Linked DNA regions of Homo sapiens: region 2 is linked to region 1. Evidence: chromatin contacts called from ENCODE Hi-C or POLR2A ChIA-PET data. All regions are on one chromosome and are shown on one strand. The core of a region is the stretch at or near the end of the contact, and the rest is flanking DNA. Distances in the headings are between cores, read along the strand shown.

Region 1 (4,163 bases), core at 1,079-3,578:
CACCTTAGAAAATCTGTTGTTATAACTTGCCTCACTAACAAGTTAGAGGAGAAAAAAACTTGATTACATAAAAACTATCAGATCACGTCATTAGCTGTAGAAAAAATTCAATCCTCATCCTTTAAAAACAAGCCAAGTAGTCAGGCATGGTGGTGCCTGGCTGCAGTCCCAGCTACCCAGAAAGGCTGAGGTGGGAGGATTGCTTGAGCCCAGGAGTTCAAGGCTGCAGTGAGCTATAATCGCCACTACACTCCAGCCTAAGTGACAAAACGAGAACCTGTCTCTAAAAATAAACCACCAAACAAAACACCTCTTAGCAAATACTTGCATAACATAATAAAAGGTATGTACCAAATGCCTACAAAAAACATACATCATAATTAAATGTTAAATGCTTCCCTTGGAATTAGATACGAGACCAGGATCCATCCACCGTCACGCTTCTATTCGACATTGCACAATGTAAAGGGGCCTGCCCAAGGTCACATCATTGCTCACTGGGTAAGTCAAGAGGACCCAGTCCAGCATGTTAGACCCTTCATCATAGTTTTGTGCTAAAACTTCTCCTGTTATCCTTTGGACATGAGTCTCTTAAGTATTATCATTTAAATTCATGGTTGTTGGCAGATTACTTGATAGTCTGTGGTAGAGATACAATCAGTATTAGTCCATTTAGGAGGTCTATGTTTTGCTTTTTCTACAGTAATGTAAAAGGGTAGGAAGATTAGTATGTTACAAGTCCACTGCAATTACAAATCAGTCTCTGTGCACATAAGACAGCACAAAATCACAAACCTAGGGTCTTGATAGATATACAAGAAACCCTATGTGATAGCATGCCCCCATCTTTACCTCAAACTCTCACCTAAAAATACTAGCTAGGACCTTTCCCTTCTTACTATCAGTATTTGATACTTCTAGTTAGCATGCAGTAAGATGTAGGATACATGAATAATAACAGTTTGATTTTAAACATATATGTTGTGCCTTGCACTCTACAGAAAATGCACACTTTCCTTTAAATTACATTTAGTTTATTCCAGAAGATTCCAGATTTTATTGCCTCTATTTACCAAAGCTATAACTTTAAATGCTTTCATTATCAACCAAGGATAAAAAAAAGTTAAATGAACAAAGAATTTTAGTCAAGAAACCAAAATGTACAAAAAATAAGACAAAAAAATTAATAAAGATAAAAGTAGAAACAAGTTAATCAGAAACAGATTAATAGTGGAATAGATAAACTAATCCAACTGATTCTTTGTAATGGAATGTGGACAGACATACTCTACTCTTCTGGATAGGAAGACAAAATATCATAATCATATCAATGCAAGTTTTTATGCATGCTCAAACATGTATAAACTGAGAAAAGGCCTGAAAGGACATACAGCAAAAGGTTAGCAGTTTTTCTCCAAGTGGTGAAATTAAAGGTAATACTTTTCTTTTTTATACTTTTCTGTACTTTTTAAATCGTCTGTAATAAAAATATTTTATGATCAGAAAAAAATAAGCTATTTTTAAGATGTCAAATTATTTCTCACTGATATGCACATTTAATGTAATGCCAAACTACCAAAAACACAGAGGGACTGATAAAGAACTTCAAGAAGGTGCACATGGGAGATAAAACATTTTGCCAGAGAGTAGTGAGTAATCTTAAAGTAAAAAAAGAATAATCTTACTCCACAAGATATTAAAACCCAATGCCAAGCCTGACTAGTAACCTCTAATGGAATTACTTCCGTACTTTCAATAAAATACCTACAAATTTAGAATACAGACAAAGAGAGAAACTCCTTAACATGACCCACCACTAAGCTCATCAGATGGCCAAATTGCAGAATCAGGCTGCAACAGACTCATCTTAAGACAGACGAAGCAGTGGAGAAAAATCTCCCTGAGAGCTCATGGCATAATTTGCTCCTTGAAACAATGACAACCCCTAAACTAAGGTAGGAAGATGTTTTGAATCTCTCTTGCCAGTAGATCCCTAAATCAGACCCAGAACTTGGAGGGAACAAGAAATAGGAGGCCATCTCTCTGCACCTCTCCAGCACTGCTCTGGGAGGTGGGCAGAATATCATAAAATCACCACAATTCTTGCATCAAAAACAAAATTACAGGCTGATTAAAGTGTTGAGAAAAGTTATTTGCTCTTGGGCTATGGAAGATCTTCCCAAGCAAAAAAGGTTAAAAAAATGAAATGATTAACAGATTTAAATGATATAACAATGTAATACCAAGTGCTGGCAAAGGCTCAGGAAAGCTCATGATCTCATGACCGCTAGGATGAATAAACTGGCATAATATTTCTGAAGGGCAATCTGGCTGAATGTGTTGAAAGTCTTTAAAATGTTTATACTCTTTGACTCGGTAAGTCATCGTCTAGGAATTTTTCCTAAATAAACAGTAAGATAGATATAAAAAAGTATTTATAATATTGAAAGACTGGAAAGACCACAAATGTTTGACAATACATGTATGTTCAACAACAGGGTAAATATGAAATATTTATATTAAAATAGTATCTGGCCTTTAAAATAATGTTTAAATGAATATTTAATGATAGGAATATGCTGAGAAAAGTTTTAATATTTCTAAAATGTCAAATGCAAAAAAAGTTAATAACATGTACAGGATGATTATAAATTTGTGTAACTTGTATGATACACATACACACACATATATCTGGAAGAAAACACCAAAATAGTGGTAATATTTTAGTTGAAAATTGGGAGTGATTTCATTTTCTGTTACTGGCAGCTAAAAGCATGCTGACAGACTGGCAAACTCCCACTCAATCTTCAGAACTCAGCTCAGTTGCTATTTCTTCCAGGAAGTCCTTCTGTGCTACGCCCAACCCCCACGTTACACCAGATGCCCCTCCTTTGCACTAGACTAGAGCCTGGGCATAGGCTGTATGATATTCTTTTATCACTGCATCATACTCTGATTTGACTCTACATCCCCACATTTTGAACCGCCCATAATCAGAAATTTGGGTGTTTCCTTTTTGTATCCCCCAATCCCAACCTGTGTGCAATCTAACAGGCCTTCAAGCTGGAATGCTGGCTTCGTGAATGAAACAGACTAAGCAAATGCTTCTCTGTGCTCTGTGAATTTAGAGGTTAAGGGCAGAAATGTGAACAAGGATGAGCAAATACCAGTAAAGAGCTGTCTCTTCTCACCTTGGCCAGCAGACTGGAAACATGTTTAATTTCACCGTTTGCCTTTAGTAATTCTTGTCTGAGCTCATTGCAAGACAGTTCCAGTAGATCTTTCTCTGCTCGGGCTACTTTCAACATTTCTTGAACTTCGCAGCTCTCTGCCGTCTGCTCCACAGCACTGGCCTCTGTGGCTTTCTGCTTCTCACCCTGCAAATGAGACTTCAAAGATCCATTCTCCATTTTTAGCCCTTCCAAGGTAACTCTACACTCTTCCAAAGTTTTGGCCATCATGTTATTATTATGCCGTTCCAGTTCTAGAAACTCATTCAGTTTTTCATTTTCTTCCTTCAGACGTTTAATCATTTCTAAAGCTCCTTGGTTTTCTTCCTCAACCTTCCGCAAGCTACAGGTCAACTGCTGCTGAATGTTGAGTAGCTTCTCTCTTTCAAAGCGGCCCTGTTCAAGAATACCTGTGCACTTCTGCTCCAGTTCAATAATTTTTCCTTCCTGAGTGGTGGGCTCTTCATTCTTTACTCGCTCTTGTAAAAGATTCATCAGCTTCTCATTTTCTTGACTTAGCTGCTCTGCCCTCTCTCGATGCTGATGAAAGGATGTCTCTAAAATCGTCTTTTCATCCACCAGCTTCTCATTTTCAGCTGTCAATTCCTGTACCATTTGTTGCTGGTCTGATAATTCTTGTAGAGTAGCCTGTAGTTCTTCTGCAGTGCTATGGTGGTTTTCTTCCATCTTTTGTATCTTCTCTGTGAGGGAAGCCAGGGACAATTCACTTACGCTGTTTGGGGAACTCCCAGCAGTAGAACACTTTGAACTCTTAAAGGGGTTACTGGTGGAGGACAGGGGCCTTGAGGGTGTCTCTGCTGTAATGTGCTCAAAGTCGGAAGCATCTGGCGACAAAGAAGCTTTGGTAACATCGCTACTTGAGGAGCCTGATGTCCGTAATGCATTTCCATGTATGTTTTTTTTATACTCATC
Region 2 (4,163 bases), core at 581-3,080, 1.1 Mb before region 1:
TCCCAGCTACTCAGCAGGCTGAGGCAGGAGAATCGCTTGAACCCAGGAGGCAGAGGTTGCAGTGAGCCGAGATCGCGCCATTGCACTCCAGCCTGGGTGACAGAGTGAGACTCTGTCTCAAAAAAAAAAAGATAATTGCAAGTATTGGTGAGGATGTGCAGAAACTGGAACTCTCATACATTGCTGTGGGAATGTGAAATGGTAGGATCACTTTGGAAAACAGTTTGGCAGTTTCTTATAAAGTTAAATACACCTACTTAGGACTCAGCTATTTCACTTCCAAGAGAAATAACTGTGTTTACACACACACACAAACCTGAACACAAAGGTTAGTAACAGCTTTTTCCATAATAGATAAAACCTAGCAAGAACTCAGCTGTCTATGAACTTGGAAAGGGATAAACAAAACATGGTATATATCCATCAATGCAATACTACTCGGTGACAGGAAAGGAATGCACTCCCAAAACATGCCACAGTGCAGATGGAGCTCAGATGCATTCCGCCGGAAAAAAAAAGCCAGATTCAAAAGGCTACCTACAATACGATTCCATTCACAGGACGTTCTGGAAAAAGCAAAACCACAGTGGCACAGAGCCATCAGTAGTGGCAAGGGACTGGGGTGGGGAGGGGATCAACTGCAAAGGGGCCCGAAGGAAACTTGGGAGTGAAGGAAATGTTGTGTATGATGATTGTAGTGGTGGTTACACAACCGTATACATGTGTCAAACATCATCAAACCATGCGCTTAAATGGCTGCATTTTATTGTATGTAATTATCCTTCATTAAAGCTGAGGGAGGAGCAGAGAAGTCCTTTCAATGAAGGGAAAAAACGGTGAGCATTTGGGGCCATTACTGCCATGTTACACACAAGAAAACTAAGGCTCAGGGGGTGACATGATGGGCCCAAGGTCAAGGAGAGAGAGAGTCTGTGGTGAGACCGGGATTTGCCTGCACTCTCGCCCTCAGGACTCTGCCCTGCATTTGCTGTATGATTACAGGCTGGTCTCAGTTTCCCATTCTTTAAAATGGGTAGGGGGATGAGCAAAACCCAGGCCCTCTCAGGCGATGGAGCAAGAAAACCCACACCCACATAATGGTGGCACTCAGAGGGACTGCGGGAGCCACTGGGTGGTGACTGACCCAACCTGGGCTGAGGATGGGGGAAAGCTCCTCAGAGTGACGATATTTAACCTGGGCTTCAGAAGATGAATAGGAGTTTGCCAATTGGAGTGTAGGAAAAAGGACATTCCAGACAAGGGGTGAGAATGTCCCATATATCTCCCCAGTCGCTCTGCCTCTTGCTGCCTGAAATTCCACTAGTTTATGCCATCCCTCAGGGCCAAAGCCTGGCTAGTGGCAAACCCTGACAGGAAGAGACACGCAGAAACCTATACAGAGGCTGGAGGGAAATAGCAGCAAGGCAGGGCGGGGGCCATGGCAATTGCTGGAGATTCTGAGATTCCAGGGACTGCAGGGACAGAGGAATATGTGACAGAATTGATCGTGTGCAGGGCAGCAGGGCAGGAGCCTTCTCATGGGTCACCTCATTAACTCCTCACCCCTGGAGCAGCACAGAGAGGTCAGATGAATCACCCAAGGTCACACAGCAAAACTGGGGGCCAGGCCGGGCCTGCTGATCCAAAGCCATTGCCCTTGATCTAGGGATCGGAGGAAGGTGGGGGCCTAGGGACCAGTTTCCCACCCCAACTCAATGTGTGACTCAGGCAAGTAACTTCTGCTCTCAGGCCCTCAGCTTCCACCTCTGTGAAATGGGCTGTAACAGAACCACCCTCACAGAGCTCTGGCAGGAAGAGAAAAGACAAAGGGACAGGAAGTGTCACCTCAGCCTCTCCTGCCCAAACAGCTGCTTGCATGCGGTGTGAGGAAAACAGAATTAGGGAGGGAAGTCCGCTCTGAGAAGAGACCCTCCCTCCACCTCTGGGCCTCAGTTTTCCCATCTTGCATTGAGGGAGGATTGGGCTGAATGACATGTCACAAACCAGGGGCCATTTCTAGCACCCATATGTTTTGTTTCACCCCTGTGGTCACTTTTTCCCCCCTTTCCTCTGAATTTTTATTATGTAAAATTTAAGCACACAGGAAGTCAAAAGCAGAATCCACAGCTGCCATCTGGTGCGACCTGCCCGGTGCTGACAGCTCTGCCCACGTGCACACTCCCCTCTCTACACATAGCTATGTGCTGTTTTCGGAATCTTTTTTTTTCTTTTTTTTTTTGAGATGGGGTCTCGCTCTGTCGCCCAGGCTGGAGTGCAGTGGCATGATCTCGGCTCACTGCAAGCGCCGCCTCCCAAGTTCACGCTATTCTCCTGCCTCAGTCTCCCCAGTAGCTGGGACTACAGGCGTCCGCCACCATGCCCAGCTAATTTTTTGTATTTTTAGTAGAGACGGGATTTCACTGTGTTAGCCAGGATGGTCTCAATCTCCTGACCTCGTGATCGGCCCGCCTCAGCCTCCCAAAGTGCTGGGATTACAGGTGTGAGGTACCACACCTGGCCCTGAATCATTTGAAAGTAAGTTACTGGCCAGAAGCAGTGGTTCACGTATGTAATCCCAATGCTTTAGGAGGCCAAGGCAGGAGGATCACTTGAGGCCAGAAGTTCGAAACCAGCCTGGGCAACATAGCAAGGCCTCCTCTGACTCCTCGATCTTTATCTAAAAATCATTTAAACAAAAAAAAGAAAGTAAGTTTTTGACTTTGTGACCTTTTGCCCCTAGTCCATCAGCATGCACTCCCTGAGAAGGCGGCCGTTCTACAAGACCATGATACGCTTACCTCACTGCAAAAAACACTGTAATTCCACAGATATCTAACACACAGTCCACATTCAAGTTACCCAGTTGTCCCCAAAATGTCTTTTATGGCTGGACTTTTTGTTTCAAACTAAGAGCTAGCCAAGATTCAGATGTTACATTTAGTTTTATCTCTTTCAGAGTGAGCAATTTGCTCTTTTTTTTTTTTTTTTCCCTTCAGAGAGAGTCTTGCTCTGTCGCCCAGACTGGAGCGCAGTGGAGCGATCTTGGCTCACTGCAACCTTCCCCTCCCGGGTTCAAGTGATTCTCCTGCCTCAGCCTCCCAAGTAGCAGGGACTACAGGCGCCTGCCACCATGCCCAACTAATTTTTGCATTTTTAGTAGAGATGAAGTTTCACCATATTGGCCAAGCCGGTCTCGAACTCCTGACCTTGTGATCCACCCGCCTCAGCCTCCCAAAGTGCTGGGATTACAGGCATAAGCCACCGCACCCAGCCTGAGCAATTTTCTTATTTTGAAAAAATTAACACCTCCAAACAAACAGCCAGAATCGTGGGTGAATCTGTACATGGCCTTTGCCTGGACCTAGCAAGGGTTTCCCATTTGCCAGAGTACCCCTCTCCCTCCCTGTCTCTCTGCCTCTCTCTCTCTCTCACTCTCCCGACCATCTAAGTTAGCAGCAGACACACCTACCTGTGTTTTAAAATCAGTTGGCATTTATTTATTTGTTTGTTTACTTATTATTTATTTATTTATTTTTTAAGACAGAGTCTTGCTCTGTCACCCAGGCTGGATTGGAGTGGTGCCATCTCTGCTTACTGCAACCTACGCCTCCCGGGTTTAAGTGATTCTTGTGCCTCAGCCCCCTGAATAGCTGGGACTACAGGCATATGCCATCATGCCCAGCTATTTTTTGTACTTTTAGAAGAGACGGGGTTTTGCCATGGTTTGGCCAGGTTGGTCTCAAACTCCTGGCCTCAAGTGATCCCCTCTGCCTCGGGTTCCCAAAGTGCTGGGATTACAGGTGTGAGCCACCTCGCCCAGCCTATTTATTTTTGAAACAGCGTCTCACTCTGTTGCCCAGGCTGGAGTGCAAAGACTTAATCTGCTCACTGCATCCTCAACCACCCAAACTCAAATGATCTTCTTACCTTGGCTTCCCATCCCAGCTAATTTTTGTATTTTTTGTAGAGGCGGGGTCTCACTATGTTGCCCAGGCTGGTCTCAAACTCCTGAGCTCAAGTTATCCGCCCACCTTGCCCCCCCAAAGTGCTGGGATTATAGGCATGAGCCATCACACTCAGCCAAAATTAACTGCCATTTAAACATCAAGAAGTCTCACATTTTTATTCGATTTCCAGCTCCTGTTGAAAAGCAGAAGACTTAG

Evidence for each region. A loop is a pair of places that touch in the nucleus more often than their neighbours do. ChIA-PET counts read pairs that join two places held with the same protein, here RNA polymerase II (POLR2A).
Region 2: a map of posterior vena cava shows a loop between it and region 1 (19-fold over the local background). The contact joins two enhancer-like sites. A Hi-C loop is called at or near these places in 1 of 168 maps with a recorded cell type or tissue (posterior vena cava). POLR2A ChIA-PET finds 5 or more read pairs at or near these places in 1 of 52 experiments (B cell).

What each region holds. Positions count from the first base shown.
Region 1 is chr17:20,204,941-20,209,103 of GRCh38, reverse strand. SPECC1 (sperm antigen with calponin homology and coiled-coil domains 1) reads right to left here. Exons shown (of 15, transcript NM_001243439.2): 4 at 3,192-4,163. Among named protein-coding and RNA genes, the nearest start is that of SPECC1, 200 kb to the right of the region's middle. Within about 2 kb of position 2,328, at least 3 of the 41 ENCODE cell types and tissues checked have a DNase peak (open chromatin) inside an H3K27ac peak, as active enhancers do.
Region 2 is chr17:21,265,999-21,270,161 of GRCh38, reverse strand. No RefSeq gene overlaps it. Among named protein-coding and RNA genes, the nearest start is that of NATD1, 15 kb to the right of the region's middle. RefSeq lists an enhancer at 1,574-1,623. Within about 2 kb of position 1,830, at least 5 of the 41 ENCODE cell types and tissues checked have a DNase peak (open chromatin) inside an H3K27ac peak, as active enhancers do.